Linked DNA regions of Mus musculus: region 1 is linked to region 2. Evidence: chromatin loops called from intact Hi-C (ENCODE). Cell type or tissue: left cerebral cortex. All regions are shown on one strand. Links, peaks and the distances in the headings refer to the core of each region. The heading gives the core; the rest is flanking DNA. Region 1 has its middle 9.5 kb from the start of Gm25901. Region 2 holds the start of Slitrk6 (SLIT and NTRK-like family, member 6).

Region 1 (16,246 bases), core at 5,483-13,482, 860 kb after region 2:
CTGTGTGACTCTTCCAGGGCTTCTGAACTCAAGGTTTGTACTGGAATAGCAAGCATTTTATCTACCATTTTATCTACCAAGTCATCTTTTTTTTTTTCATTCAGAAACTTTATTGTTTCTTTTTGATTAGGCCTTTGCAGACAATAATAACATGACCATATCAATAATTATTAATAGCAAAGACATTTACAACTGCAGAATTGAGACTTGACTGTCTTTATTAAAACTGTGAAGAAGAAAACACAACAAAAACACCATAGTAATTCTACTTAAAACATAATGATTAAATGCTTTTTGTTTTGTTTTGTTTTGTTTTCCTTTGTTTGTTTGTTTGTTTGTTTGTTTGTTTCAAGACAGAATTTCTTTGTATAGCCCTGGCTATCCTGGAACTCACTTTGTAGACCAGGCTGGCCTTAAACTCAGAAATCCACCTGCTTCTGCCTCCCAAGTGCTGGGATTAAAGGCGTGTGCCACCACCACCCGGCTATGATTACATGTTTATCTGTTCATTTACAAGTGTTCAGCAAAGATGAAATTAATCTTCTTAATCACAAATCTGTTATTGATTTTGTTTATGTTTTAATAGAACTCTCTTTCCTTCCAAGCTATGGAAATATTAGCCTAAATCTTCTGTCAATCTAATAAATTTATTTCTAGATTTTGGGGGTAATGTGTATGGACTTTTCCTCTGTTATATTTATTAATAGGACTTAATTTTCTAATGTAGAGTTTAACATAATGTTTAACTGCTGGATATTCTGCCATCCTATTCCATTCCAGCCAGGCAATTAATCAATACATGGGGATGAAAGGAAGGCATTCCTATAATTTCAAAGGGTGCTCAAGCTTCCCTTTGTTTCTTTCTTCTTGATTTCTTTTTTCATATAAACAAACCCAAGCGAGCACCGAAAAGAAGAAATATAATTTCTTTAACACTTTCTCATATCCTAGAAAATTCTGTGGACACAATGGTACTACGTTTCAGTTTCTTTAAACATAATTCCACACAAATTACAGTCATCCACATAATGAGCACTTTTGGATACAATATCTGTGAAGTCTGTCAGGTTGATTTTTAGAAAGCTTTGTTACTCCTTTCAGACCCTGCCATTACTGCCCATCAGGTAACCTTTAGATATTTCTTTTACTCACCTTCTGTTGCAGTTGAATCCCAAATTTAGGAAAAAGTGTGTAGTGTAATTGGTAAATAATTGAAATGTAAGTTGCCAACCCAACGGTAGCAGTATATTATCTTGTCAAGACTTTAAGAACAAATCAGTTGTTTCTTTAACAAGAAATAGCAATCAACTATTATAATAAGGCATGCTACTGAAAGGTAATTATATGAAAAGAATTGTGCTCGTAGTACCAGTGCCTACAGACACCAAGCTGATACCTGCATATTTCAAAAATCCAATGTGAACACACAGCTTCTAGGATTCAGGGTATGGTGTATAACAGTTCAGAAGATTATAAACTTCAGTGTGATCTATCTTTTTACCACTTGAACTGCTGTCACCTGAGGTGCCCTCCCCAGCAGCCTGTGAAGATTCCTGGAGTGTGTTCACGCTGCTTTATGGAGAAGTTTCAACATAAAAACATGTAAGTGATGACTATTATTGAGATATGTTGAAGTCAGACTTTCAGTCCTTAGGTTTCCTCAATTATAACTGGAATATATGTATTCTTCTAACTGCCATAACCAAATTAGTGTGTTTCCATAGATGCAAGTGTTTCTTAATTGTGCTTCTTCGAATCAAGAAGCCAAACTGAGAGTAAATCATGATATTTCACTTATCAGACCATTTCTCCTTCCTAGATTTCATTTCTCTGTTTTCATTACCACAACAAAGCTTTTCCTAGGACATAATATTTTTCAGCATTTTCTAGTAGTGGACAACAAAATTCAATATAAATATACCAACAAAATGTACTGTGGCTATGGATGATATTTCCCTCTTTAAAGATTAGAGAAGACTGTTTGATTAAAAATTTAAGCCTAGGGCTGGAGAGATGGCTCAGCAGTTAAGAGCACTGCCTGCTCTTCGAGCAGACCCAGATTCAATTTGCAGAATCCACACGGCAGTGTACAACTGTCCTGTAACTCTAGTTCCAAGGGATACAACATCCTCACAAAAACATATGTGCAGGCAAAACTAATATGTATATTAAATAAATAAATCTTTAAAAATAATTTAAGCATATACATTGGATTTGTAAGCTGTCATATGACTAAAATGTGTAAAAACATAAAAGTATTAAACATATGCATGGAATTATAATTCTTTAAATATATTCAGTTTCAATTGTATATTTGATTGCATCTTGTTATGTTACAGTTGAAATTAATTATTGTTTGTTTAAATGTAATTTTATTATTTATATCCCACATTGATAATCAATCCATTATTTATTTTTAATTATAACAAAATATATTATAATAAGATAAAACAAAAACTGATTAATTCAAAGTTGAACAGGACAAACCACTAGAAAGAAAAAGAGTCCAAGAAAAAGCACAAGAATGAGAGACTCATTTACAAATTCAGTGCCACATAAAAACAGAAAACTGGAAGCTATATCTGCAACAGAAGACCCGTGTAGAAACATGTTAATTGAAACACTTTTACATCATCAATGACTAAATATTGTCAGAAAAATATTATGTGAAAAGCTCATAATTAATTAAGCTAAATATGAATTTATAATCCAGTCTCTGTCTTGATATATGTGTATCTTTGCCCGTTACTTCAATAGATGAGGAGGAGAATTTCTATGTTCCAAGTTCCATTTTCTCACCCACTCTTTGTGGAAAGCTTGCTTGATCTTTGCAAGGATGCTGAGAAGCAGTTTGCCTTCCTTGTGAAGGCTGGCTTAGGCAAAACATTATCTGCAGTCTCCTAACTGCTGTTTTGTAAATGGCCACAAGGTGTGAGCTGCCGAGATCAGAGGTCAGATGCACTTGCACTACAATCTTGTCCTCTGTGCCCAGAACCTGGTCACTTTAGAATAATTTGTTCCCTGTATGAAAAGCAAAGCATCTAATGTAGTTACTGAGCAAGAATTCAAACATTAACTAAAATTGGTGCCTTACTTTTTTTAAATATTGTATTCAATCTTAAAGAATAATAAACATAGAAATCATAGGACTGGAAAAGTTAGTCAGTGATCAAGAGCAATAGCTGCTTAACTGGAGGAGGATTTTAACAATCACGTGGTGTCTCAGGTAATTCGGCCTCAGGTGATCTCATGCCCTCTTTTGGTCTGAAGGCAATGTACTCATGTGTTGCACAGACTTGAATTCAAGCAAATCACTCCATGTTTTGTACCAGTTCTCAACTTGTGGGTTACAACCTTTTCATAGGTGCCATATATCAGATATCCTGCATGTGAGGTATTGACATCATGATTCATAACAGTAGAAAAGTCAATAGTTATGAAATAGCAACAAAATAATTTTATGGTTGGGGGTTCACCGCAACATAAGAAATGATATTAAAGGTTCACAACATTAGGACAGTTTAGAACCACCCAACCACTATGTTTATAGGTCCTAAACACATGAAAAAGAAAAAAATAAATAAAAGAACAAGAAAGGCAGGCACAGAGGATGAAGTACAGACTAAGGGAATGACCAACCAATAAGTGGCCCAAATTGAAACCCAGCCAATTGGTAAGAACCAATCCTGAGCACTATTAATGACAGTATGTTATGCTTGCAAACAGGAATATGTTGTCCTCTGAGAGGCTTCACCCAGCAGCTGACTCAGACAGATGCAGACACCCACTTCCAAACAGTGGACAGAGCTTGGGCAGTCTTATTGAAGAATAGGAGGAAGGACTACAGGCCTTGAAGGGGATAGGAACTTCACAGAAAGACCAACATTATCAACTAACCTGGACCATTGGGGCTCTCAGAGTCTCCGTCACCAACTAATGAAAATACATGGGCTAAATCTAGGTCTTCCCACACACATGTAGCAGATGTGCAGCTTGGCTTTCATGTGAGTCTCAAACAACTGGAATGTGTGTGTGTGTGGGTGTGTGTGGGGTATCCCAAAAGCTGTTGCCTGTACATGGAATAAGTTCTCCTGGGTTATTATAAGTAACTGCCTTGGAAGTTTGTTTGCTGAAATGCTAGGAGTTTTATATCTAACATATTGAGTAAACTTTAGCCTTCCTCCAATTTGCCTGTGGCAAACATAGAACAGGATGTTTTAAAAGATCTTCAAGATGTTTAGATACAATGTCCTGGATCAGCAATTTACAAAAGAGAACTGGGAATAGTAGATCTGTGTCTTTTGGAATATACACACTGGATGAGATGATGTTTGAAAGGTCAAGTCCAAGTTCATGTTTTATGGGAAGGAAAATGTGAAAGTCTTAGACTATGTAATCTATATACATCATATTGGATCAGCATTGAGTTTTAAATATGAAGTATAAATATGAACTGTGGGGACTCTGGGAGACATATTTGGCTCTAGTGTGGTGTCCCTGTAATGCATGCATACAGAATTAACAAAAAACTGTTCATACCTCAGAAAGCCCTCCCATGACTTCAGAGCTTTTGATAGTATGCAAAAGTGGCCAAGTGATTTAAGCATATGATCAAGTAAAGACAATTTCATAAAGATAAGCTTTTCTGAAGATGTTTAAACTTGCCATCAGGAAAGCATAAATAAAAGGGATAGATAAGAAAGAGCATATATTTCTCTTTTTTGCTGCTTTTTTATTTTTTTCATTTTAGTCTTTGGGGCTGGAGAGATGGCTCAGAGGCTAAGAGCACTGATTATGCTTCTGAAGGACCCGAGTCCAAAATGGTTCACAACCATCTGTCACGAGATCTGATGCCCTCTTGTGGTGTGTCTGAAGACAGTTACAGTATACTTATTTATAATAATAAATAAATTTTTAAAAATCGTTGTTATTATTATTATTATTTTACACTCCAGATTTAATTCCCCTCTCGGTACACCGTATGACTGTTGCACACCCCATACCTCCTCCCTACCCACCTCTCTCCTCGAGGATGTACCCACCCACACTCACAGGGCACCAGACCTCTCAGACGGCTAAACTCCCTAGGGCCTAAAGTCTCTTGAAGGTGAAATGCATCTTCTCTAACTGAACCCAGACCCTGCAGTCCTCAGACATTGGATCACCAGCCGGACACCATACACCAGCTGATATGAGGGCCCCATTGCATATATTTCTTTATGATAGTATTTTTGCTGAAGATAGCTTGTTTTCATAAATATATGCTGATTGTGGTTTTCCTTCCCCGACTTCTCCCAGATACTACTTCCATTCTTTTCTACCCAAACCTACAAACTTACATGTGTTCATTAGAAAGCAAACATCCATCAAAAAAAAAAAAAAACTGAAAACAAACAAACATACAAACCAACAAACCTAAGTAAAGTAAAACAAATGAGCAGGGAAATAAAGGAGAGAGAGAGAGAGAGAGAGAGAGAGAGAGAGAGAGAGAGAGAGAGAGAGAGAGAGAGAGAAGCACAAGGAATACATACAGACATACAGTCACACACAGATAAACCACATATGCAAACGAAATCAGAAAGCATATAATTTACTCCAAATACCCATTAAAGAAGGATCTTCTTGCCACAGATGGGTACAGTACAGAGTCCTACAACTGGACAAAGTGCAGAACTTGAGAACCTCCCAACAGTAATTCCTAAGTAGGATACCTCCAATATTTTTCTGCAGTGTTCAGAGTGGATATAAAAAGAGTATATAAAAAGATTCCCAGACCCGCCCACAAAACTTTACAATCCAAAATTTGCCCTGTGTAAAAAGAAAGGCAGGGTCAAAGGTAGAGAAGAAACTGGAGGAATGGCCAAGCAATAACAAGCCCACCTTGAGACCCATCCTATGGGCAAGCACCAATCCCAGACAGGATTAGTGATACTCTGTTATGTTTGCAGACAGAATCTTAGCAAACTGTTCTCTAAGAGGCTCTACCCAGCATCAGAAGAAAACAGATGCAAATACTTACAGCCAAATGAGCAGAGATGTTTATAGAAGAGTTGGGGGAAGGAAGACCAACACTGTCAATTAATCTGGACCCCTGGGAGCTCTCAGAGACTGAGCCACTGACCAAAGAGCATACACAGGCTGAATCAAACTAGATCCCTGACACATATGTAGCAGATGTACTGCTCATGCGTTCCCTAACAACTGTAATGGGGGCTAAGATTTTTTTTTATAGGTTGGGACTATGATAATTTTATTTCCAATATCAATATAGTACAACTTATGTAAAATGAAATTATACAGACTTAAGGGAATAATTGCTATTGTGAGTTGATTGTTATTTTTATAAAGTTCATCAGGATTAGCAGTCTCAGTTTCGGTATTCATCAGTCATTCCATGTCCAAAGGACAGTTTCACACTTCCCTCCCCACTTTTCCAGCTGCATATATTTTCCCCACTCTTCTGATATGCTTTTAAAGCCTTGGAATGAGAAGGTTGACATAGATACCATGCTTTTGATTTACTAGTCACAGTCAATTATTCTCAGCACTTTGGCCAGTTTAGATGCTCCTTAGAGGTTCTGCATTGATTATTATCCACAACAAAAAGAAATTATGCTGAATGGCACAATTTTATGGGTTTAAAAAGTAAACATTAAAAGGAGTGTTTGACAAAGTGACTATATCAAGCCAGAATCAGCAGTTTTCCTAGAAAGAATTCAGAATCTTCTCAGTCCTGGGCATTTAACAAGGGTTACAGTACCATTCATAGGTCCCTCTTGTGAATCTGTCACCAAGTAAATTTGAAAAGTGGCTGGCCATACCTATACCCACAATGTCATGACTACACTACTGATGACTTTTCTGGCATAACTGTGTTGAAGCAGAAGTAAGATAGTGTTCTTATCACTCCTTTCCTCCCTCTGTCCCTCCCTCCCTTGCTTCCTCCCTTACTTCCTCCCTCACTTCCTCTCTCCCTCCCTTCCTTGCTTCCTTCATCCTTTCCTTCCTTCCTTCCTTCCTTCCTTCCTTCCTTCCTTCCTTCCTTCCTTTCTTTCTTTTTTCCTTTCCCTTCTTCTATTATACCTTACATTATACCTAACTTCTTTCTCTTTCATTCTCTTTCCTTCCTCTCTTAGTCTTTGGATCCCTCTTCATTCAGCTCAATTATTTTTTGTGATCAGCTTCATCTCCTCATCCTCTATCGATCTCTGTTTCCATCTGTATCTCTTTCTATTCACAAACTCACACATGCAGAACTGGAGAAATACTTAAACAAGTCTTCTTACAAATCTCATGTGAATAAGAAATGATGTGAAGGTAAATCTAATCAACAACAACAGAAACCTTAGAAACAAACAACCAAAACCTGAAACCATCTCCTTCTCAAGGGGCACCTATCTACTTTTGAGCAGTATTTTCTAATTAAAGCTTACCTTAAATTAACAAAAACAACCATCTATGGTCACATTCCATTCCTTGATTCCACTTACTATGTTTATTCTTTAAATCACAAACAATTACTCACGTGTCAGTAAATACAGAAAATGAGACTGGATAATACACAAAGTCTGTTTTGAAGCTTAAATTATTTACCAAAACATATAATGAAAAATAAACAGCTAACACAAAAACAGATATGAAAATAGAAATCAAATTCTTGAAGATTTTTTACAGCTACTATGAAGAATATAAAGTTTTTTTCTGTGTTATAGTAGCATGGGAAGGCTTGTGGCCTGAAGATGTGTTACAGATTTGAATTTTGAAAAATGACCATTGATATACCAAGGAAGAAATACTTTTTTCTCTGATAAGTGGTTATGTGTAAAGACAACTGGTGGAAATTCAAAGGAGCACATGTAAGTATGTATTTCAGTGAATGTGGACCCAGGCACCATAGCATCAATGTGAGGTTAACTCAGGGAGATACTTAGAAAGAGCAAGGAGGTGACAGGATGAGTATCTTCTTGGATATTTCACAAACATTGTATCTGAGAAGTCAGAAGCAGTACAATAGTCATTAAACTAACATTTATGATATATAATGGCATATTAGCCAGAATTTTTTTAAAAAATGTGCTTTACAATCATGACTTTTAAAATTATTTTGTTTATTTACATCACAAATGTTGCCCCCTTCCCAGAATTCCCTATCCCAGCCCCCTTCGCCTCTGAAAGGGTGACTACACTCAAGGGCATCTCCCTTCTCTGGGGCATCAAGACTACCAGACTAGACAAAACAAACAGCCTCTCCCACTGGGGCCAGACAAGGCAATCCCCTGCTACAAATGTGCCAGGGCCTCAGAGCAGCCATGTATGCTCTTTGGTTGGTGGCTTAGTCTCTGGGAATTTCCAGATGTCCAGGTTAGTTGACAGTGTTGGTCTTTCTATGGAGATTGCCATCCCCTTTAATTCCTTCATCCTTCCCCTAATTACTCCATAGGGGACCCTGACCTCAGTCTAATGCTTGGCTGTTAAGTATCTGCATCTCTGTCAGTGAGCTGCTAGGTAGAAATTCTCAGAGGACAGCCATGCTAGGCTCCTGTCACAGTAACAATAATGACTTTTTAAACTTGCTTTAAAATAAACTATTTTTAAGAAGTAATCTTAAACTTTACTGAATTTGAAAAAAAATATTTTGATCTCTCAGAAAGATCTCAATAATATCTCCTGAAAACATTGGTTACATGTAATTCTGTTTTTCATTTTGATTTATGCTATGTGTACCTGGTTGTCTATATTGTATGTGCATTCTGTGTCTGTCTGTGTGTGTGTGCAAGTGTGTGCGAGTGCACATGTGCCTGTGCCTCTGTGTGTGTGTGTGTGTGTGTGTGTGTGTATGTGTCGTGGAGGCCAGAAGACATTGTAAAAGTGTAGTCATATGTAGCTGACATCTGCCCAGCCTGAGTTCTGGGACAAACCCATATCCTCTGCAAATTCATGAAGTTCTCTTAGCTGCTGAGTCATCTCTCTAATGACTCTCTGCTGAGTGCATACATACACACATACCCTGACAAACACTCATGGTTTATTAGGTACATTCTGCATGGTCAATTAGTATACTCCAACAATTATTACATATTCTTGAAAAGATAATTTATGTGGGATATATCAATTATAATTTGATTAGTCACCAAAAAAAGTGATAAAGAAAACAGTTCGCATTAACCTTGATCAATTTGATAAGCTGCCACACATCATTATGCATGCTCCTTAGGCCTATTAGGGGAAAGACGTCAGTCATGTCTCATCTTGGCCTGTCTCATCACTATATGATGATGTGTGCATTAGTGCTCTCCATAAATGATGTCCATAAATACAGCCTGAACAGTCATAGAATAGTAGTTTCCTGCTTTACTATCAAAACCACAATAAAAAGTTAATTAGAGGAAGTTATTAATGAAGATGAAATACTCAGTACAGACTAAAATGTATTAACTTTAATACACAGCACCATCTAGTGAAATCTGAAGGAAATGTGTGGTAGGTGGCAAGTGATGCAGGTATTGCATGTGTGAGAGTTGAATCTGAATTGATTGACAATTACATCCCCACCACCGAAAATTTAGAACTGACAAGTAAAATATTATAGATTCACTTAGAAAGAGTGACAGATATTCATTTAAATGTGATTTTAAAGTTTTCAATTTTAATTTGTATTATTAATGTTTGTTTAAAAAAACTGTTTCTCTTTCTATAAAGTCATACCTGTGATGGTAAGGAAACAATTATTATTTATTCATAATTTAATTAATATTAATATAATAGCATCCACTATAACTCAGTGACAACATATAAATTAAAGATATGTATGGGGTTTCTTTTCTCTTTCAACTGAGGCAGAGAGTGCTCAATCTACACACAAAAGTCAAGGTTCTTTGTTTGCATTTGTTTATATTTTGACAATATAAATTTTTTATAATGTATTATAATATTTTCTTTCCCTTTCCTTCTTCCAAAGCCTCTGATTTTACCTGACCATGCTCCTTCAAATTCCTGGCAACTGGTTTTAAATAATAGTGCAGTCTTTATGTCAAGAGTTCTAGAGGTGGCTCAACAAGAAGAAGGTCTTGGTGCTCTTTCAGAGAATCAGAATTTTGTTCCCATTCCTCAGGTGGAGTCACAAGTGCCTATGACTTCAATTCCAAGAGTTATGACAAATTCTTCCGACCTCAACAGCTATTCAGATGATAAGTGCACACAGGTACACTGATACACATGCACACACAAAAATATTTAATAAAAACTCGGAAGGATTCTTTATTTTAGAAATTCTTAATCTTTTATAATAATCAGAAGTGGTGTTTGGGTAAAAACAGAGGTTCAAACATGAAATTTGACTCAAAATAATTAGCATTTTAGCTCATAATTTCTTGTTCTTGTCTGAACATTCCCCCACTTTTTGATTTTTTTTTTGTACCTATAGCTTAGGGTTTATATCCATTCAGAGATTACAAATAGTTTAGAATTGATTTGAAATTCACCAATTAAAAAATCATTATTCAAATCTTTCATCAAAAAGGATGCAATGGGGATGACATTAGCTGGAATATTCAACAAAGGGGAGAGAGAATCTATAGAGATCATATCCAGAGGTTAGGCACAGCCCCCAATGGAGGGATGGGCCCACCTACCCATCTGTTTTAGTCAGAGTTTAACTGCTGTGAACAAACACAATAATCAAGGCAAGTCTTATAAAAAAAAAAAAAACAACAACATTTAATTGGGGCTGACTTACAGGTTCAGAAGTTCAGTCCATTATCGTCAAGGTAGGAGCATGGCTGTATCCAGGCAGGCATGGTACAAGCAGAGCTAAGAGTTCTATATCTTCATCTGAAGGCTGCCAGTGAAAGACTGACTTCCAGGCAACTAGGTGAGGGTCTTAAGCCTACACCCATAGTGACACACCTATTCCAAGCATGTCACACCTGTTTCAACAAGGCCACACATCCAAATGGTCCCACTCCCTGGTCCAAGAATATACAAACCATCACACCATGTCAAAAATATTAACCCAGAATTGCTCTTGTCTAAAGGAAATACAAGGACAAAGAGTGGATCAGAGACTGAAGGAAAAGCCAATACATATTGTAAAAGAATAGTATCTTTAAACATTATGTAGAGAGTAAGAGACACTGGAAGACTCATCTAAATAAGATAGCTCTATCAAATTTCTGCCCTCAGAACTCAGGGAGCCCCCTCAGAAGACGAGGTAAAAAGAGTGTAAGAACCAGACAAGATAGAAGATATCAAGAAAATTAAGCCTTTCTAAGCAACATGATCAAACTTACAAACATGATGAACTTACAGAGACTGATGTTGTATGCTATAAGGGACATGCATGGGTCTGTACCAGGTATTCTGTGTAGATATTATGTGTAGTTTAACATTTTTGTTATAGTTGTTCTTTGTGTAAACAAATGGGTGCTTGATTCTTGTGCCTTCTCTTGAGATCTTTTTCTTCTGTTTATATTATATAATTCTAATGTGTTAGCATTTGTATATCTGATTAAAATTTATTTTGCTATATATTGTTTTATTTTATTATCACTTAGAATCCTGTTTTCTTTTTTTTCTGAATTTTTTAATTAGGTATTTTCCTCCTTTACATTTCCAATGCTATCCCAAAAGTCCCCCCATACCCATCCCCACAATCCCCTACCCACCCACTCCCCCTTTTTGGCCCTGGCGTTCCCCTGTACTGGGGCATATAAAGTTTGCAAGTCCAATGGGTTTCTCTTTGCAGTGACGGCCGACTAGGCCATCTTATGATACATATGCAGCTAGAGACAAGAGCTCCGGGGTACTGGTTAGTTCATATTGTTGTTCCACCTATAGGGTTGCAGATCCCTTTAGCTCCTTGGGTACTTTCTCTAGCTCCTCCATTGGGGGCCCTGTGACCCATCCAATAGCTGACTGTGAGCATCCACTTCTGTGTTTGCTAGGCCCCTGCAAGAGACAGCACAGGAGTGTATCTGGATAAGAGGGAAAATGGGGGAGAAACTGGCAGGAGTAGAGGGAGGGGAGAAATTGGGAATAAAATCTTAAAATTTATTATGACAATAAATTATATGAGAAGGAATCTATTCAATAAAAAGGAAAAATAAGAAAGACATCATAACACAATTTTAAAATGATGTTATTGTAAGATAAACCACAGAGCTGCTTTGCTTTTAACATGCACATATTTCAGTTTCAAGAATAACTAAAACTTTGCAACTCCAAAGCAATTTCCCATATGAAATTGTAGTGATTTCCAATTAATACGTTTTTATTATTTAACATCACTATCAATAACCTATAATTTAATTAATGAGGAAAAAGTGTGTGTGTGAAGTGTTCAAATTGCAATCATGACGACCAAATTGGGCCTCAGCAGCCTTTCTGCTAAGTCTAATAGGTGAGTTTCTATCCCAGTAGGAAAAAGAGAAACTCTGTCTCTGAAAGTGGAATAAATGGCTCCTGAGAAATAATAGCAGAAAGTGACTTCTGGCCAGAACATACAGTGTACATAAGTCCAAGTATATCCTCACACATGCATCATTATCAAAGAATATGTTTACCTAGAGCAGAAAGTCTTAAGAGAGGTGTATTTGTGATGAGAATACTCTAAGTGACTTTCCAACAAGGGAGCACAGTTGACACAGTTATATTCTAAAGTTCATTTTCATGTTTGTTCCAGTCCATTCTGTACAAAATCTCCTGAGTCAATGATAAAGACTCTATGGAAAGAAACTGTGCTATGCTCTGGGTAGCCATTTTAGTTAGAAGGAATCAATGAAGCTTTCATTAGCCCTTTTTATATTGTACTGCTTTTTTGTTTATTTACTTATTTTTTTATTTCTGTATTTTAATTTTATTTTTAAGCAGGCTATATTGTATCCATGTCCAATTTTAAGCTGGTTATGTAACCAAGACATGGCTTAACCCCTGATACCTCTGCCTTTGCCTTAAAAGTGATGGGATTACACACATGTGCCATTGTAACAGACTTGCACTGGTTTCTAGGACTCTGCCACTGATCTTTTTTAAGTTGTGGTCCAGGTACTCTCAACACTAGTCACACTCTCTCTCTCTCTCTCTCTCTCTCTCTCTCTCTCCCTCTCCCTCTCCCTCTCCCTCTCCCTCTCCCTCTCCCTCTCCCTCTCCCTCTCCCTCTCCCTCTCCCTCCCCCTCCCCTCCCCCCTCTCTCCATCTTCTCATGGGTATTTTGGTTAATGAAATACTATCGTATTCAATTGTATTTAATTGGCCTTGGCATCTATTGACAGAGGACTCCAGAGTACTGAAAGAACCCAAGGAGCAGCAGCTCACTACTGTATGCATTGCTTTGACTTGACAAACAGAACTCTAGTTACTACTGCTCCATAGAGGTTTACTTCAGGATTGATCTGTAGGGTTTGCATCCTGCACAGCATCACATTTAAGTGTGGGGTATTGCAAGTCTTCTGGTTAAAATAATGATTATTGTATACAAGCTAGCTCCGAATCCTTGTACCTAGGGCTCACTAGGGAGGAATAATTGACAGACTGTCTGAGCTGTAGGAGAATAATTCTTATTAGTTCTTGTACAGTGAAGACAAGATTAGAAAGAATCCAGATCAAATGACCCACTTAAGAGAGCTTCTCCATTAGTATTCTCTTGTCCAATTTTAGCAGTGAATACAAAAAAGACTATAGTCCTGTATAGGAAAAAAAAATCCACCATAGGGGTCACAGAAAGACTGATACATTCACCAAGGATCTCAGCTTTCTTGCATAAGCATGCCTCACAAAACATTTATCCACTGAGCAACATTTCCCTCTCCTCCTTTATGAACATATATTAGAGCAAGAAGAAGTCCAGAAGAAACCACTGGCTTTTGCCTCCTCCTCCTTCTCCTCCTCCTCCTCCTCCTCCTCCTCCTCCTCCTCCTCCTCCTCCTCCTCCTCCTCCTCCTCCTCCAATGAGTCCTGCATGGTGATATAGTAGATAATGTACCTTTACCATATCCTCACTGACAATCATTCACTGGACATCTTATGTCATTATTCCAAATAAAATCTGTAAATAGTGAGCACAAACAATGTGAACTTAAATATCGAATGAAGCTTGAACAGTGTAAGGGTCACCCAGGTGGTACTGGTTTTGAAGGCATGAAGGGGTCACACAGAGCAGCTGAGGCTCAGCACTGTGAGAGGCCAAGGAATGCCATTGGTGAAGGTGCAGCCTCAGTTGCAATTGAAGGCCCAGGACTGAAGGGGTCATGCAGTGTTTTGGAGAGCCAGTACCATGAGATGACCACCAAGAGCAGCAGCAGCAGTGGAATACAGGCATCTGGAGCCTAGAGGATGACGCGTGTGCTACAAAGGGCATGGCCGGAGAAGTGACCCAAGCCCTTGGAGGAGCCTAGAAGATCGTGAGTTGGATCCCAGACATTGGATGGTTAGAGATTGATTTTTGCTTTTGATTGTGACTATGCCCTGATAATTTCCCTCTTGAAGGAAGAAACTATTTTATCGGAGCCCACAGTTAAGAGACTTTTAACTGTAAAAAAAGACTTTGGATTTTAAAAAGATGGATATTTTAAAGAGATTGAAATTTTAAGACTATGTTAAGACTGTGGAATGTTTAAAGTTATTTATACCTTGGGGATGATTAAGAATCTAAGGGTTGAGGCTTACTAGTGATGTGTTTGTGTGTCAACTTGACACAGCTGGAGTTATCACAGAGAAAGGAGATTCAGTTGAAGAAATGCCTCCATGAGATACAACTGTAAGGCATTTTGTCAATTAGTGATCAAGGGGAAAAGGCCCCTTGTGGGTGGGACCATCTCTGGGCTGGTAGTCTTGGTTCTATAAGAGAGCAGGCTGAGCAAGCCAGGGGAAGGAAGCCAGTAAAGAACATCCCTCCATGGCCTCTGCATCAGCTCCTGCTTTCTGATCTGCTTGAGTTCCAGTCCTGACTTCTTCGGTGATGAACAGCAGTATGGAAGTGTAAGCCAAATAAACCCTTTCCTCCCCAACTTGCTTCTTGGTCATGATGTTTGTGCAGGAATAGAAACATTGACTAAGACAAACAGGAACAATGCTAAGAATAGCTAAATATACTAACCAGTTCCTTTAAACTGATATGTCATCAACAGCTCAACTGGAAAAAAAAATGAATTAAGCTTCTTTCATCACTAAGTAAGACAAAGAAATATGCAAGCATGCAATGAGGCAGAATGGAGAAACTGAGTTCCTCCTGCATTTTATACGGTAAAGGATGAGACAGGAAAAACTGGTTTCCAAATCTCTTCTAGAAAACATATGTATGTAGGCCCCAACACTACTCACAAAACCCTGTGTTAACAGGAAATATAGGATTATATCTAATTAAATCATTATATTTGAATGGATATGATATTTTTACATCAAATTTTTTTTTAGACAGGGTTTCTCTGTGTAACCCTGGCTATCCTGAACCTCATTCTGTAGACCAGGCTGGCCTCAAACTCAAAAATTTGCCTGACTCTGCCTTACATCAAATTTAAAAGGTCATCGGTACAGTGTTTTTTAATATAAACTGTCCCTAGATTTTGGCAATATGATTTATATGTGGTAGATCACAAAACAACCCAGCTGTCAATCTAGTGTATCTATAAAACATTTTGAAGAAAGAAATCATAAGTTATATATTTTACTTGTGGACTGGTATTTCAACTGTTTGTGAATATTATGAATATACAAAGAATAACACAAATCTTTGTTTGATGTAATTACAGAAATATAAAACATTTGATTAAAATTCATGTTCAAAACTCAAGCCAGTCAATTCCATCCAGGGTAGGGGAAAAACTTCCAAGTTCCCACCTCTAGCTTAGAAGCTGTTGACAATTAATGACCACAAGAAAAGGGAGAGCCAGGTTTCTTTCTGTTTAATGACTGATTGGCAGCCCGTGTTCCTGTGGATGGCTGTGTAATTCTACACATCCTGGCAGTGATATAAGGATGCCATGTGTGTAAAATTACAGAAAATGGTGGTGACCATTCAATGTAGAAAGTTAAAAAAGGAGAGTGGAAACAGGTGAATTGGATCAATGTCTGTTTACTCATGTATGAAAATCTCAAACAAGAGATAAAATAAATAAATCTTTTTTTAAATTAGTTATTTTCTTCATTTACATTTCCAATGCTATCCCAAAAGTCCCCCATACCTTCCCCCCCTCACTCCCCTATCCACCCACTCCCACTTCTTGGCCCTGGTGTTCCCCCGTACTGAGGCATA
Region 2 (16,246 bases), core at 3,412-11,411:
ACCATTTTTAATATTCCACTAGAGGGCGCAAAAAGAGTAAAAATGTTTTAAATCGTGGTGGCTGTAGGATGAACTTATTTTTTGAGGAATGAGATATCAATATTCAACATTGCTTTTTAGATTACAAATCTTTATTTTCATATTCTCTACCCTCTAGTTATCACGAGATATCACCACAATCTCTAACGATATCAACGTGTGAATGTTCTGGAAAGGTGGTTTTTCAGAAAGAAAGGAAGAGCAGGTAGGTGCTGCTTTGAATTGATTTTATTCCTCAAGGTAAAGGAGCTGTTGAAGATTATGATGTTGAAGATTATGATGTTTCTAAAATGAGTGTAGGATGCCTTACATTCTTATAAGCTGGAGCTACAGAGAATCCACTCAGAAAATAGGTTCCTGAAAATTTTTCATCGAGAAAAAAGGATGTGTTTCAAAGAGTTCTTTACACATTCAGTGAAGTTCAGTGACATCAAACTTTACACTGTTTAGATGAGCAAGTCTATAATCTTATTATTAGTTTTAACAAGCCTTCTATGTAGGTAGAATTTCATTCATCTTAGTGGCCAAGAAAAATTTGATATGATATACAAAATTCATGTGCTATTTAATCCTAAAGATTCTTACAAAATAATGTTTCCTCTTTATTAAATCAAAAATATTTCTTTATCAAAAAACTTAAATTTAATAGAATAATTTTATCATTATAATCTTAACTTTTATTCAAAGTATATAATTATTATTTATACTCAGTATTTGTCATATTTTAGTATACAAATACATGAAAACTATAGAATATATTGAATATATTTTAATACTTTTTTGGATAAATATTTACAATACTACTCTCTGGAAATGAAACATCCATTTTTTATTAGATATTTTAGTTATTTACATTTCAAATGGTATCCCCTTTCCTAGTTTCCCCTGTGAAAACCCCCATCCCCTCCCCCTCCCCCCTTAAACATACTTTTTGGAAGGGAAAAATTTTAGAATTTTTTTGAATTAAGATAGTTACAGTCTTACATTTTTCAAGCATGTTCCAAGTAAAATATAAAATGAATATGTATCTTTAGGACAAATATAGGTTAATTCTGAAAGGATATTTTTCACTTATCTGAGGTTTAATTTATCAATCAAAGGTTAATTCTCTGAGTTTTATAACGCTTCAAAATATCTTCTATACTCATACACATGTGTGTTTGAGCTGAGCACTTGATTCTGGGTAACCTTTTGAGGTTTCTCATTAGAAAAGTTCCAATCTCCCTTTCTCAAAAGCCATTAATTGTCTTTCATATAGGGCTGGGCCTTCATGGAATTTTACACATTCATGTAACATGTGATCTGATATCATTGTGTGTGTATATATATATATATATATATATATATATATATATATATATATATATATAATTTTTCTTGAGAGGCTACTTATCTCTGCAACATACTCTACAGTCATGTATAGGCAATAATAATAATAATAATAATAATAATAATAATAATAATAATAATACAAAGGAGAGTTAGGTCCTACCTCAGAGTTTCTCCCTGTAAGCAAACTTCTTGGATTAACACTGTTTCAGCACAAGGGCTTGCCTGCATTTTTGTATATTGCTCATTTTTCAACATGAAAGAATTCCTACACACTTTGGTGAGTCACTTTGCTTAGTCATCAATTAGAAGAAGAGAGTGTTAAGGAATCCCTAACACATTTTCTATGGAAACAGCTGATTTCCCTTGTTCCTATCTTTGTTTTGCTTTATTCTATTTTAGATTTCCCTCGGTTAAACAATGGTATAAGTGAGTGTGAACCAACTTCAATTCAGCAACAGAAATTGGACCATAAAGCTTCTCTCTCTCTCTCTCTTTCTCTCTCTCTCTCACCCCTCCCTCCCTCCCCCATCCATGCTTCCTCTCTCTCTTCTCCCCCCTCCCTTCCTCCCTCCCTCCCCTATCCCTCCCTCTCTCTTCTCTCTTCTCTCTGTCTCTGTTTCTCTCTCTGTCTCTCTGTCTCTCTGTCTCTCTCTGTCTCTCTGTCTCTGTCTCTGTCTCTGTCTCTCTCTCTCTCTCTCTCTCTCTCTCCTTATTTATTTTTCCCGTACCTCCAAAATCAGCCTCCCCTCCTTACAGTCCTCCCTTCATACAGATCCCCCCCATTACCAGCTCCCTTTTAACTCTGAGAAGAAGATTTCCCCCTTGGTTATAACTCCACCCTAGCAATCACCTCACTGCAGGAATGGGGGATTCTCTCCCACTGAGGCCAGACAAGGCAGCCCAGTAAGGGAAACAAGATCCACAGTCAGGCAACAGTTCTGGGACAGTCCCTGCTCCAGTTGTTAGGAGTCCTGTATGAAAACCAAGCTGCATATTATGTGGGAGGGGGGAGCTAGGACCAGCCCATGTTTGCTCTTTGGTTGGTGGTTGTCTCTGGGAGCCCTTAAGGGTACAGGTTATGTGACACTGTTGGTGGTCCTATGAAGCCCTAATGTTTTTTGGGTCCCTCAATCATTCTTCAACTCTTCCACAAACCTCCCATACTCCATTTATTTTGAATCTGTTTCCATTAGATGCTGGGTAGAGCCTCTCAGAGGACACTTATGCTAGGATCCTGTCTACAAGCAAAACAGAGTATCATTAATAATATCAGGAATTAGTTCTTGCCCATGGGATTAGTCTTAGTTCGGTCAGACATTGGTTGGTGACTCTTACTGTCTATACCCCATCTTTGTTCCTACATAAAACTTCTTTTAGGATAAATAAATTGTCCTTTTCTTAGTATTGCATATTTACAGTCAGATTATATAAGGCATGAATGAAATATAAGATTCAATTAAAGCTTAATCATTTTAGATAAAGTTTCAATGCCAAACACTCTTTTTGAAACACTCATTTATATGCAATGGGGCAAATGATTGCATTTATGTCACTCATTTCTTCCAAAATATGCCATCCCATAAGACAAACCTGAGAGAAGGATTGCACAAGCTGGACCTGTGCCAGTGCCATTCTCACTTATTAAGATGCAGGAGGAATGGTAAACAAGAGGAAGATATGTTCTTCATCAACTGAAAATTGTGTTCTTCATTTAAATGTATATTGTTACTGCAAGGAAGACACTGCTTGTGGCTCTACTCACATTCCAATCGTATCTCCAAGAAATGATGATTGTAAAACCCGATGGTCTTCTCTCTTCCACTGGAACATGAATGCAAAATCTAATTTTAATATTTGAAAAGCAAATTTGGCTTTAATTGCAACGCACAGAAATGTGATAATTAAAAGCAATATTTTATAAAGGTTTTATGAGTTCATTGAGAATTGTATACAATTTATTTTGTTCATTTTCCCTCCACTACCAACTCAACCCTTCGCAGATCCTTCTCAATGCTCTGCTTTGCTCCTCACCCAAATTGGAGTCATTTGATCATCACATCCAATTTGGTCTGCCCAAATATCAAACACTTTGGACTTGTGGTTTTTCACTGGGTTATAGTCAATTTATCAGAGAATGTAGTCTCAGAGGAAATGGGCTCTGCCTCTCTACACAGCAGCTCTTTTATTTATTTATTTATTTATTTATTTATTTATTTATTTTATTTATGTAGGTATGTATCTATGTTATCTATACATTTGTTTTACATCCTGTCTACAGTTTCAAAACTTTGTACCTCAAGCACCCTTCACTCATTCTTAGTAAAAATAATATTTCACTTTATTAATTATTTTATAAAATGGAAAATATAGTGTCAAAAGTAAATATTAACTTTGATACTAAGCTTTGGGATTGTTAGAAAGTATTTTCTTTATGTCAGCTTGTTTAAAACTTTTAATAAAATAAATACACTTCAATCAACATATTTAAAGAAAACTGTAAGTTTGATTAAGATATATTATATTATATTTATTAATGTTCATAAAATTATTGCATTTGGGGTCCTGTTAGATAAGCCTGCAGATGATAGCATTTTTGTGCAATCCTATAGACCTGTATTTAATACATGAATTCATATAAAAGAGGAAGGAAGAAACCAACTCCAGGATCTCCTCCTCTTACCTTCCTTTGTAGCCAGTAGCACATGTATCTTCCCCCCCCCACACACACATATATCACTAGTAATAATAACATAATTATTATTCAAGAATGGCTACTGATTCTCTAGGCTCAGTAGCCATTAACTGCCTAGATTTCCTCATCTAGGTATGGATGAAATTGCCAAAGAAACATTTTAAAGCAATGCAAAATAACCTCACTGGCATTAATCTTAGTTATTTAGATTTCATTTTATTAACATTATTATAAATTTAAGTATCCTATGGAGTAGACAAAACAAGATGATAGATAGCTATTTTGAATATCTGAGTTGAATATTTCCTTCAATGGAAGTTTATAAATACATAAAAGTGATATTTATTTCAGGATATATGCTTAAAGTTTTTCTTCAGATGTAAAACCTCAAGAATTTGAACACTCCTTGTGTGTTTCTCATTCCCAGTGTCACTAAGATATATATATATTTTCTATCTAAAATATTTAAGTCATACCTATGTCATGTCAAAGGTGACTCATATGTCTAGGTCTGCAATCCTTCCAATTCCACAATTCAGCTGTTTTAAATACTCCACCTTAATACTTAAACATTATTCTAAAATAAGTACATCTCTGCACAAGTTCTCTAAGGTACAATTAGTCCAAGGATAAATGAGCAAATCTCTTTTATTTTGAGGTATGGTCTCATCTAGCCCAGGCTGGCCTTGAACTCACTATATAGCTAGTAATATACTTGGACTTATGATTGTAACACCTGTGTTGGCTAGCTCTAATTCTGTGGCAAAATGGCATGACTATAAGCAACTTACTGTGAAAGGTTATTTCAGCGTACAATTCACCATCCACAGTAGTTTGGCAGAAACTTAAGGCAGAAACCTATAGGCAGGGACTAATGCACAGACAATAGGATGCTGCTCATTTGCTTACTCCTCATCTCTTGCTAAAGACTGCGTTCTTATACAGTCCAGGAACATCTATCAAAGGGGGGGGCAACACTGGTGATGGGCCAGGCCCTTCCTCATCAGTTACTAATTTAAGAAAATGAAGCACATCCCTGCCCACAGGCTAATCTGCTGAGAGTGTTCTCAGCCGAGTTGCCCAATTTTTGAATTGAACTTGCTCAAGTCACATTGATATAAACTAGTCAACATAGTCTCCCACCTCTAACCCCTTAACATGTGATCTCTCTATGAACTCTTATGATATCATTTCTGATGGTGTGGTAAAAGACCTAATCTAAAAGCAGCTTTTCAGGAACATCTTTGATTTGACTTAATTTTTTTCTTTTATAATCTAAAACTTTAGGAACCTAATATTCCATCCAGAGTCAAGATCAGAAAGGAACAGATACATGAACACTACTGTAGCTCTGCTTTTCAGTTCTCTTTCCTCATTACCACAGTCAAGAGAGAGACGGGGAGGGAGAGAGGAAAAGAGAGAGAGGAGAGGGAGAGTGAGAGAGAGAGAGAGAGAGAGAGAGAGAGAGAGAGAGATCCAACACTGGAGAACTCTGAGATAAGGAGAGACAATATGATTAAAACACCATTATTTCCTGGCCATTGTTAATGTGCACCTGCCATTCATGGCTTGGATATTTTGTATCTATGGAATGAAATAACTGATCATGACAGTTAGTAAGGCCTAAAGAACAAGAGGCTTACCTATAATCATTAAGACTGTTTTAAGTTTTGTATTTAACTAATGCTAAGATTATGCTTAAAATATGTTATCAGCATTATCATTTTTTTCTATAGAATGCTACAAATTGCACTCAAAACAACTCTTCTTTTTGTTTCAATTGAACGTTACAGAACAAGTGAATTTTGTTTAAGTGCTGGGAGCAAACCAAAGGCCTTCCAAAAGCTGTGTAAGCTTCTACCCCTGACCCACACTCCCATCTCTACAGCATCTTAAGCCTCATCATTTCTTTCCGCTTGTTAATTAGACAGTAATTTATATACTATAATGTAAGGCTAAGGAATTCAAGATACAGTTCATAAATTTCTGCTACTGGAAAACAGACATATGTTCAAGTTGGCTAAAACTAGATAGATATATCAGTACAGGTAAAAACAGTATACAGCACATACTTTCCAATTGTCCAGAAGAAATTTTGTTCACAAGACTTGTCTCTTTTCTTTATTTATTTTTTTGGCATTCCCTCCTCCCAATATAAAATAATAATATGAGAACATTGTGTTTTCAGATGTTTGGAATTTCTCTTCTCTCTTAATTTCTGGTGAGTGACAATTCTAATGTGGAACTTGCTATTTATGCTATTAAGTAGGTTTGAGTTAGCCAATCAGTGTATACTCTGACAATCATTCCCTCATTTTAGTTTAATGCCCACTCTTCATCCTCCTATTTCTCACAATTTTTCCTGTCCTCTTGGCTCTGCCCCAATTTTAATACACACAATGCCAAGGAAATAGATAAAAGAGTGAATAGATAACATAATACAGAGGAATCATCATAAAATCCTGGACGACCTAAGTGTATACTTAGGTCAATAACTGAATAAAAATCCAGTTGTTATTCTTGCTTTTTGATATTGTACTTATCATCAGAGTGAATTTTTCTGAAGTGATATGTCAGGTTATGTGTAATCTTAGGGCAAGAAGAAATCTAAACAGTATGTGTTTGGAGAAACAAATATGGGTATCTAATACATTCATTTTATGAATGAAATGATCAGGCATTTGGAATGCCATAAATAAATAAGTTCTTATAATCACACTGTTAGAGAACTAAAGAAGTAAACTTTGTGAATCCTCAGAAAGATTTTAAAATGTATAAGATTAGAAGAAACAAATATTTTTAAAATATGAACTACTTAGGAGCTTGTATTCTTCTCAGCTAATACAATTAAAATCAAAATGCTGCAGTTATTACATAAGTAACTAGATTCACTTTGATGTGTAAATATAATTTCATACGTAGGTGTGTGACATGCAGCTTATAAAGCAGTCTAAATAATCTTATTTATTTAAATACCTTTTAAAATAATTGCACTTCCATTGTAAACAAAAATCTGAATAAGTCAGAAGCAGCAGTGGCCCCAAATTTTAGCTTCATTATAAAATATTTTCTCTAGTGGGGAAAATAATGAAGCCTGAAAACTATAGTCGCACATCAGGCTTTTGATTTATTTTTAAATGGTGAATGAAAAAGCCATGTTCTTCAGAGAAGCAATTTGTGTCACATTTTAAATTTAATTAGTGCCCAATTTCAACTCAAAACACCAAGCATAAAATGACAGGAAGTAACTATTGTGCAGGAAGGCTGCTTGTCGTTTCAGTGTGTGTGTGTGTGTGTGTGTTGAGTATACTGCTGTGCAAGAAACAATTTCAGCATTATATTATTCATGGTTCGTTCATAACAAAACACATTATTAAGCATTTAAAGCCACGTGCAATCATTTCCATCAAAATTCATTTGCTCTCTATTTGATAAAAAATAAATAAATAAATAAATAAAGCAGTGCAAAGACCGTTTGCAGAAATAGGAGGCACTGAACAGTCCCAAGGTGGAGCTGTCTCCTGTGTTATATGACACTGGCAGATTAAAGCACTTCTGATGGGGAAGGGCTTAAAGGCTGAGTCAAAAGCCAAGAAGTCTCTTTATTTACGCCTACCTCCCAGTCCTTGGCAATCTGACTAATAACAAACTGAGCTAACTAGAAAGACTCGACCGAGAGGAAGGAGAGCTGTACAGCAGTCTGGATCTACAACCAAAGAAAGCAAGAGTGAACACCCCCGGGTCTCCGCAAAGCGTCTTGTTTATTTACAGTGATCAGCAGCTTGTCAATGGTTAACTATATGCAAAACAAAGTCAGCATAGCTGTGAAGTATGCTGTGAATATTAATTGGGGGAGAAAGGGACTCTGGCTTCAGGATGCTCCAGTGTGTGTTCTGCCTGCAAGACTTTCAATGAAAATTAAGGGCTCAGTGTTTCGCCTTCGACCAGATGTTTTAACTTTCTGAAGCTATGAGACTTGAGAAAAAGTGATATTTGAGGAGAAAGTGCACTGTGGTCCTGTGGTTGGTGTTTTCTTTTTCAATAAAGAACCTGATTGACTTTGGACACTTCTTCCAGCTGGGCATTTCATATCGCACCAGGAAGTGACTGCTTTACAGGTAAGAGGAATGTTTGCAGCTTTTTTTTATATCGATATTTGTATTATCTTGAAGACAGTGAAAATCTCTCTCTCTCTCTCTCTCTCTCTCTCTCTCTCTCTCTCTCTCTCTCTCTCTCTCTCTCTTTCTCTCTCTCTCTCTCTCTCTCTCTCTCTCTCTCTTCCTTAAAGGATACTCATTTTATCTTTGTTCACTGGCCAAGCGAATGCCGAAGCAGATGCTTTGTCTCCTGAGCTGTGGGCATTTAGTTCAACAGCTGGCTGATTCCATAATATGCGATTCTTTCTTTTTAAATACGCAGTTTGTTGTTAGAAGCTAAAAGTGTGTGCCTTCTGAGGCACAGCTGTATGCTATGGTTGAATTTCAAGTATAGGCACATTAGGCAATGCTTTGAACTTCGTATGATACTTTTATATGGTTCTGTCATGAAATTATATAGTCTGAAAATATGCCATTGGAGTTGTGGCTATTTTAAGATTATATTAGATATGGGCAATAGAGGCTGATTCTTGATAGCTATACATTTCTGAAAAGATTTAAAAATACACCATGCACATTTTAAATAGCATAAATTGCTTATAAGATAAAAAATAAGCTGTTAACATCTGGAAAATATTTACTGGGTTCTCAGGATGCTGCTGTTGATGAAATAAATCAAACTCCTTGTTAGTAATTTATGAATTACTTAGACTTTCTGTGAGCCAAAGCACAAGCGGAAGGCTCCAATACAAGCTCCTTCCTTCTGAGCAGAGTGCTCTGGACTGTTTAAAATTAGTCTTTCTCCCCATGGAAATGTAGATCCTCCTAACTTTGCCTTGACATGCAAAGGCTTTCTATTGTTTTGTACCTTCAGTTGCCTTTTGCCTTCCAGAAACTTTGGATTGTAAGTTTCCAAGGAAACAATGTATTTTCAGGGACCAAAGTTTACTTTCAGGCTTATTGACTCAGTCTGGGATATTTAATCTGATTGTAATTAACATCAAAGTTACTATTTGTTTTTTATCTACAAAATTGAAAGCATTAATCAGCATTGTAATGCTCAATGGTTATGAACTATGGTGCTTGTCTTTCAACTTCATTTATCTACTTATGGCCAAATATTTAAAGAAAGGAACAAGTTTATATATATATTTAGATTTGTATGTGGTTCTCCTTGTCTCTGAAATCATTTCAAAGTGAGTCTGAGGACTGCTGATATACTTGTAGTGTTGTGGGAATTGATGGCTTATATAAATGGTTGCTTACTAATCTATCACTTTTTTTAGGCATCTAAAGATTATCCTGAAACATTTTAAAGGTGTGCAGTTTATTTCAGACCTCATTTTTTGCAAGTGCATGCCTTATGGAAGGTTGAGTTGTGAGGTGACATTCAGTGTCCAACATCCTGCTTAGTGTGTCCTCTGCAAGTCACTGGCCAGACCTTCAGAGCAGGCATTGCTTGCTTTGTTGTTTCATTTGTTTGTTTATTTAGAAAATATTGATATACATGTTATCAATTCTTTTTATTTAACTAAGTTTTACTTCATTCATGAGGAAATTTAAAAGCAGCAGAAAGTTTCTCACATCTAGATATCCAAGATAAAGTGCCTTTTTAAAAAAAATGTGGGTATTTTTAAGCATATACATTTGATGCTCAGAAGCATCGTACAAAAAGCCTCAGGGGAAAAAAAAGAGCCAAAACAAAGTCATTTTTATACTACTATGTTTTATTATACAATGAAAGACACATCTTCCTTAATCTTTTAAAGTGAATTTTCAACACTATGCATATATTCTGCAAAACCAAGAAGAGTTAAACCAAAGATATGCTTATACATAAATAGTTATCTCAGGTTTCCTGAGAACATAGATGCACTTACAAGTGCATACATGTTTATACACACATTCACAACATTGTGTCATGTATTTATCACCAGTGCTCTACTATTTTATCTCATTTCACACACACACACACAGATACACACACATAATTTTCTGGCATTCATAGAATTTTTTGCAAGGGAAATTAGTTATGGTATATTCAGAAATTCAGTTATGAACCAAGTTGAAGTGTCCAGTTAGCCAGGAAGCATTCTCTTCTCTGTGAAAAGAACTATTTAATACGTGTGATCACAAGTGCAGATATAATATTATAATGTTTAATTAACCTTAATTTTGAGGAAGATACAAGTTAAAGTACTCTGTTTAAATGTTGATTCAAACTAAAAGAAAATGAAGATGCAGCAAGTTATTCATAGTTTCATGGCAATTTTCTTTGTATACATATCTTTTCAGACACTTCTCCCTGCTTTTGCATTTAAAATCCCTTGTTATTAATCTTTTTTTTACAGAGTCAGATCCAATCATATGACAAAATGAAGCTGTGGACTTATCTCCTTTATCCATCTCTTCTTGCTTGTCTGTCTCTACAGTCCCAGTCACCAATGCCCTCAGTCAGAGGCTCTTGCGACACTCTTTGTAATTGTGAGGAGAAAGATGGCATAATGATAATAAACTGTGAAGAAAAAGGAATCAATAAATTATCCCAAATCAGTGTGCCACCATCACGACCTTTCCACTTAAGTTTATTAAATAATGGCTTGACAATGCTTCACACGAACGACTTTTCTGGACTTACCAATGCCCTTTCAATACACCTTGGATTTAACAATATAGCAGACATAGAGACTGGTGCATTTAATGGCCTTGGGCTTCTTAAGCAACTTCATATCAATCATAATTCTTTGGAAATTCTTAAAGAGGATACCTTCCATGGTTTGGAGAACCTGGAATTCTTGCAGGCTGATAATAATTTCATTACGATAATTGAACCAAGTGCCTTCAGCAAGCTCAACAGGCTAAAGGTGTTGATTTTAAATGACAACGCTATTGAGAGTCTTCCTCCAAACATATTTCGATTTGTTCCTTTAACCCATCTAGATCTTCGTGGGAACCAGTTGCAAACATTGCCTTATGTTGGCTTTTTAGAACACATTGGCCGGATATTGGATCTCCAATTGGAGGACAATAAGTGGGCCTGCAATTGTGAATTGTTGCAGCTAAAAAACTGGCTAGAAAATATGCCTCCACAATCTATAATTGGTGATGTGATATGCTACAGCCCTCCACCTTTCAAAGGGAGTGTACTGAGTCGCCTGAAAAAGGAATCTTTTTGCCCTACTCCACCAGTATACGAAGAGCATGAGGATCCATCAGGATCTTTGCTGGCCATAACATCTTCAACAAGTGACAGCCGCCTATCAAGCAAGAATACATCCATTTTGAAACAACCTACCAAAGCACCAGGTTTGATACCATACCTTACAAAGCCATCCACTCAGCTTCCAGTACCTTATTGTCCTATCCCTTGCAATTGCAAAGTTCTCTCCCCTTCGGGGCTTCTTATCCACTGTCAGGAGCGCAATATAGAAAGCTTGTCAGATCTACAGCCTCCTCCACACAACCCTAGAAAGCTGATTCTTGCAGGCAACATCATTCACACCTTAATGAAGTCTGACCTCACAGACTATTTCACTTTGGAAATGCTTCACTTGGGAAACAACCGCATTGAAGTTCTGGAAGAAGGATCGTTTATGAATCTGACACGACTCCAGAAGCTTTATCTCAATGGCAATCATCTGACCAAACTCAATAAAGGCATGTTCCTTGGTCTCCACAGTCTCGAGTATTTGTATCTTGAGTACAATGCGGTAAAGGAAATATTACCAGGGACCTTCAACCCAATGCCTAAACTGAAAGTTCTTTATTTAAATAACAATCTCCTTCAAGTTTTACCGGCACATATCTTTTTAGGTATTCCTCTAACTAGAGTAAATCTTAAAACAAACCAATTCACCCATTTACCTGTAAGCAACATCTTAGATGACCTTGACTTCCTGATACAGATTGACCTTGAGGATAACCCCTGGGACTGCTCTTGTGACTTGGTTGGATTGCAGCAATGGATCCACAAGCTTGGCAAGGGCACCATGACTGATGATATCCTCTGCACTTCCCCAGGGCATCTTGACAAGAAAGAATTAAAAGCCCTCAACAGTGATCTTCTTTGCCCTGGTTTAGTGAATAATCCTTCCATGCCAACCCAGACTACTTATGTTATTGTCACTTCTCCCACAGTGGCGGCAGATACAGCTAGTACACTCTTCAGTTCTCTCACTGATGCTGTGCCCCTGTCAGTTCTAATATTAGGACTCCTGATTGTGTTCATAACTATTGTATTCTGTGCCGCGGGGATCGTGGTTTTTGTCCTCCACCGTAGGAGAAGATATAAGAAGAAAAAAGTAGAGGAACAACTGAGAGACAACAGTCCTGTACACTTGCAGTACAGCATGTATGGTCATAAAACAACCCACCATACAACGGAAAGACCCTCTTCCTCTCTCTATGAACAACACATGGTGAGCCCAATGGTTCATGTCTACAGAAGTCCATCCTTTGGTCCAAAGCATTTGGAAGAAGTTGAGGAAAGAAATGATAAAGAAGGAAATGATGCAAAACATCTTCAAAGGAGCCTGTTAGAACGAGAAAATCATTCACCACTCACAGGTTCAAATATGAAATACAAAACTACAGACCAATCAACAGATTTCATATCCTTTCAGGATGCAAGCTTATTATATAGGAACATTTTGGAGAAAGAGAGGGAACTTCAGCAACTTGGCATCACAGAGTACCTAAGAAAAAATCTTGCTCAGCTCCAGCCAGAGGTGGAGGTTAACTATCCTGGAGCCCACGAGGAGCTAAAATTAATGGAAACGTTGATGTACTCACGACCAAGGAAGGTGTTGGTAGAACAGACTAAAAATGAATACTTTGAGCTCAAAGCTAACTTGCATGCTGAACCCGACTACTTAGAAGTCTTGGAGCAGCAAACATAGAGGGGCTGCTTGTGGGCTTTTGCAGAAATGCTGGGATTCTGACTTAAGTTCACACTTTTGAAATAAGTGCCTTACGTGGGTGTTATCAATCAGAATTCAGCACAGCCGTAATCCTATGAGAGATGAAAGAAGAAAGTGAAACTCAGGGACAATTGAGGAAGCCATGGCATTATCATCAGGCAATATAGCCTGTTCCAAATAAAACAAGTCCTTGCATATAACTGTTGCAAGGAGTACGTAGTATTGCTCCATATGCTTACAAGTATTTCATAGAATTTCTCTTGCACACCTAAAGGGTTGAACACATAAAAAGCTCCAGTTTTCTTGGATACTCTATTCATGACTAAATACAATTAAATTTCATCAGTTAAGCATATACCTGTATATATATACATAGTATGTAAGGAATTTATTCATAATCACATATATGTCAGAAATTTATACTGTCAATCACACTAAATTTTCTCACAAAAAGTGAAAGGGGAACTGGAACTTAAATTTAAAAAGTGGCAATAGTAAGTGAAAATGTACAATTTGTAATTACGTGCACCATTAACGATTCCGAATTTTCAACAAAGGGTGCCATTGCTAAGGTTTCTGAATTCAGACTCACGATGGCAAATAGTTCCTGTGGGATAAATAAGCAAATGTGTGAGTTTAATCTACACATTTTCTGTGGATATCTTTTGATGTAATGCTGCTGTGAACCTAAGGTATGTGATTTGTGTTCGACATTCTATTCTTCTTGGGATATTTTTTTTTAAATGCTACTGAGATTCTACTGTATATATGATTAGAGCACTTAGTAAGTTTGCTTCTTTTCATAGTGTTAATTATTTGTACAACTGGATGATAATGATAAGAAAACATGTCTTTTGTGGCATGTAAATCAAAGGTATAAAATGAATAGTAAAACTTATTTTATTTTTATTGACATACACTGATAGGTCGTGTAGATTAGTAGCAAGAGGCGTTTCTACAGGTAAGTGTTCTGAGCTTCCTCAGGAGAGGGACAGTGTAGCTTTATTTTACAAGAAGGTATCACTAGATTTCTATGAACTATTTATTCTGTACAGTTTTGTATATTTTTGGTTCACAAGATAATTATACTTGGGTGCCTTTTAAGAAAGTTTAAGATTATTGCTCACTTCAATAAAAGTAAAATGAAAACATTTCTCAAAGTGTTTCAATCAATTATTCTAAGCTGTGATTCAGTCATGTTGTGATTATCACCTCAGTATACTCTCTGCATATGGAAAAGGCTGGTTCTATTTGTGTGTGCATAGAAGTCCTGTGTTCATCACACACACGAATCACTCAGTGTAATTGGAATCTGTGTTTTTAACACATTGCAATCCTGAACACTTGTTGGGAGAGAAATTAATGAAAAAAAATGTACTCTTGTCCACTCATGTAACAATGTCTTTCAGCAATGTCTGAGTATTCTACCAGGTATTTCATCTTGCAATACTCAAATTCTTTTCCTACTACCAATACTGTGATATCTGGGCCAAAAGGTTTCAAGACTAGATCTGAGCCTAATCTGTAATCACAGTCACTAGATTTATATTGCAAATTATTTCTTACATGAAAGGAATCAAAACTTTAAAGACTCATTGTAAACCAATATCACTTTATTAATTTCCAGAACTTGGAAAGACAACGTGCTTGTGTTTTTGCCTCAGAATAAAACTTTCTAGGTAAAATGCATGTAATAAGATTTCTTTATGTTTGTAGAAAAACTATTAAGTACAGTGACTGATAATTTCTCCAAGGATGGAGTTTACCCACAATACAATGAGTAAACAAAAAACTCTTGAGCAAAAAATGTGTTATCCTATTTCTCCTACCCAGTTGAGTTTCTGCCGATATTTTTTATCCCAATTACAACCATAGTCGTATTAGCAAGGTCTGAAAATCCCCATGCCTTAGGAATCTTTGAAGTGGATCTGTGCATGCAAGTACATACATGCTTGAAGAAAACTATGACTTCAGGACTATCCTTCTCTTTTCAGTGCAGTAACATTTTATATCTCCATGGATTTTTTTTCATTGCTGAAATTAATAGTCTTAATTTTTCAACTTATTATCAAGAGAAACAAAGTTATTTATGAAACCATGTAAGTATATTCTTCAAGTTACAGTTATCCACAAAATTAAAAGCAATAAAATATGAGTAAAACTTTAAAGGATGTGAAAAATATTATAGCTTCCAAGGTGTACCAATATTTTAGGTAACTGAATATTTATTTCTCAGTAGATATTCCCTTGCCATGTATTTTCCTACTAATTATTAATTGTTGGCTTGTATTTCAAATAAGGTATGATCTGTCAAACATTTTTAATTTAAGTCTTTGATTATTTACTTTTGTTCTATATACCTTTTTTATTAAACAAAATGAGAGCTATTTCATTACTTGTTTACAAAGTCACTTGGCCCCTGAGCTAACAGAGTAACCCAGTGCTCCAATTCTTATTACAGTACTTTCATCTTTGCCATATGAGGTGGTTACCTGAACACACCTTAATTATATATGGTTACTTTCTTGTTCCAAGTAGAAATGATCTTGTTTTCATTGTGTATCGCTGTATATCTTTAGTTATGTACAAAATTAAATTTCTGTAATGTATTGACAGTAGTATAATATTTTCGCAACAGTATTTTTAATTCTGGCTTACTCTATGATATGTAAGTTATAGGAAGATTTCTCAGAAAAGTCACAGTAGCCAGTAAATAACATGCAAGTCCTCGTGACGTTAAGACATCGAGGCCTTCCATTAACCTCCATCACTGGACTGAAATTTTAAAATTTATAGAAGAAAAATTATATCAACTGTGCTGCCTTTTTACAATCAATGTCTTGTATTCTGGCACAGACAAAGCCTCTTTCTACTGATTTCATGTTAAATAAACTGAAGCATCATGTAAGCTGCCTTAAGCTCCCTTGATGCCTTGGCCAACTAATTCAAAAGGCTTAAGATTTGAAGCAGGATTGAAAAACTGACATATGTAAACCCCTTTTCATTAACGTCCCACTTTAGAAGTAATGGCTTATATCCCTTCATGTGATTATAGGACTTTGTTGTCAAAGCTATATGTTTACATTTATTAATTAAAATACCTATATGTGATCTCTATTAATTTATCACACATGTATTTATATCTGATATCTACTAACTGATAAATA

What was found. Peaks named below come from ENCODE experiments on the same cell type or tissue, not always from the same donor. Only the 100,000 strongest peaks of a DNase experiment are listed, where the experiment ranks them.
Region 1: a loop joins it to region 2, with 6 times the contacts of the local background. A loop is called at or near these places in 19 of 42 quality-filtered maps.

Annotation. Positions count from the first base shown.
Region 1 is chr14:109,884,554-109,900,799 of GRCm38, reverse strand. No RefSeq gene overlaps it. Among named protein-coding and RNA genes, the nearest start is that of Gm25901, 9.5 kb to the right of the region's middle. In left cerebral cortex, for the core only: a CTCF peak has its summit at 9,450; a DNase peak (open chromatin) is centred at 9,472.
Region 2 is chr14:110,746,563-110,762,808 of GRCm38, reverse strand. It overlaps Slitrk6 (SLIT and NTRK-like family, member 6), which reads left to right and starts at 7,660. Exons shown (of 2, transcript NM_175499.4): 1 at 7,660-8,181; 2 at 10,512-14,231. The coding sequence starts at 10,536. The coding sequence ends at 13,058. In left cerebral cortex, for the core only: a CTCF peak has its summit at 7,555; DNase peaks (open chromatin) are centred at 7,648 and 7,743.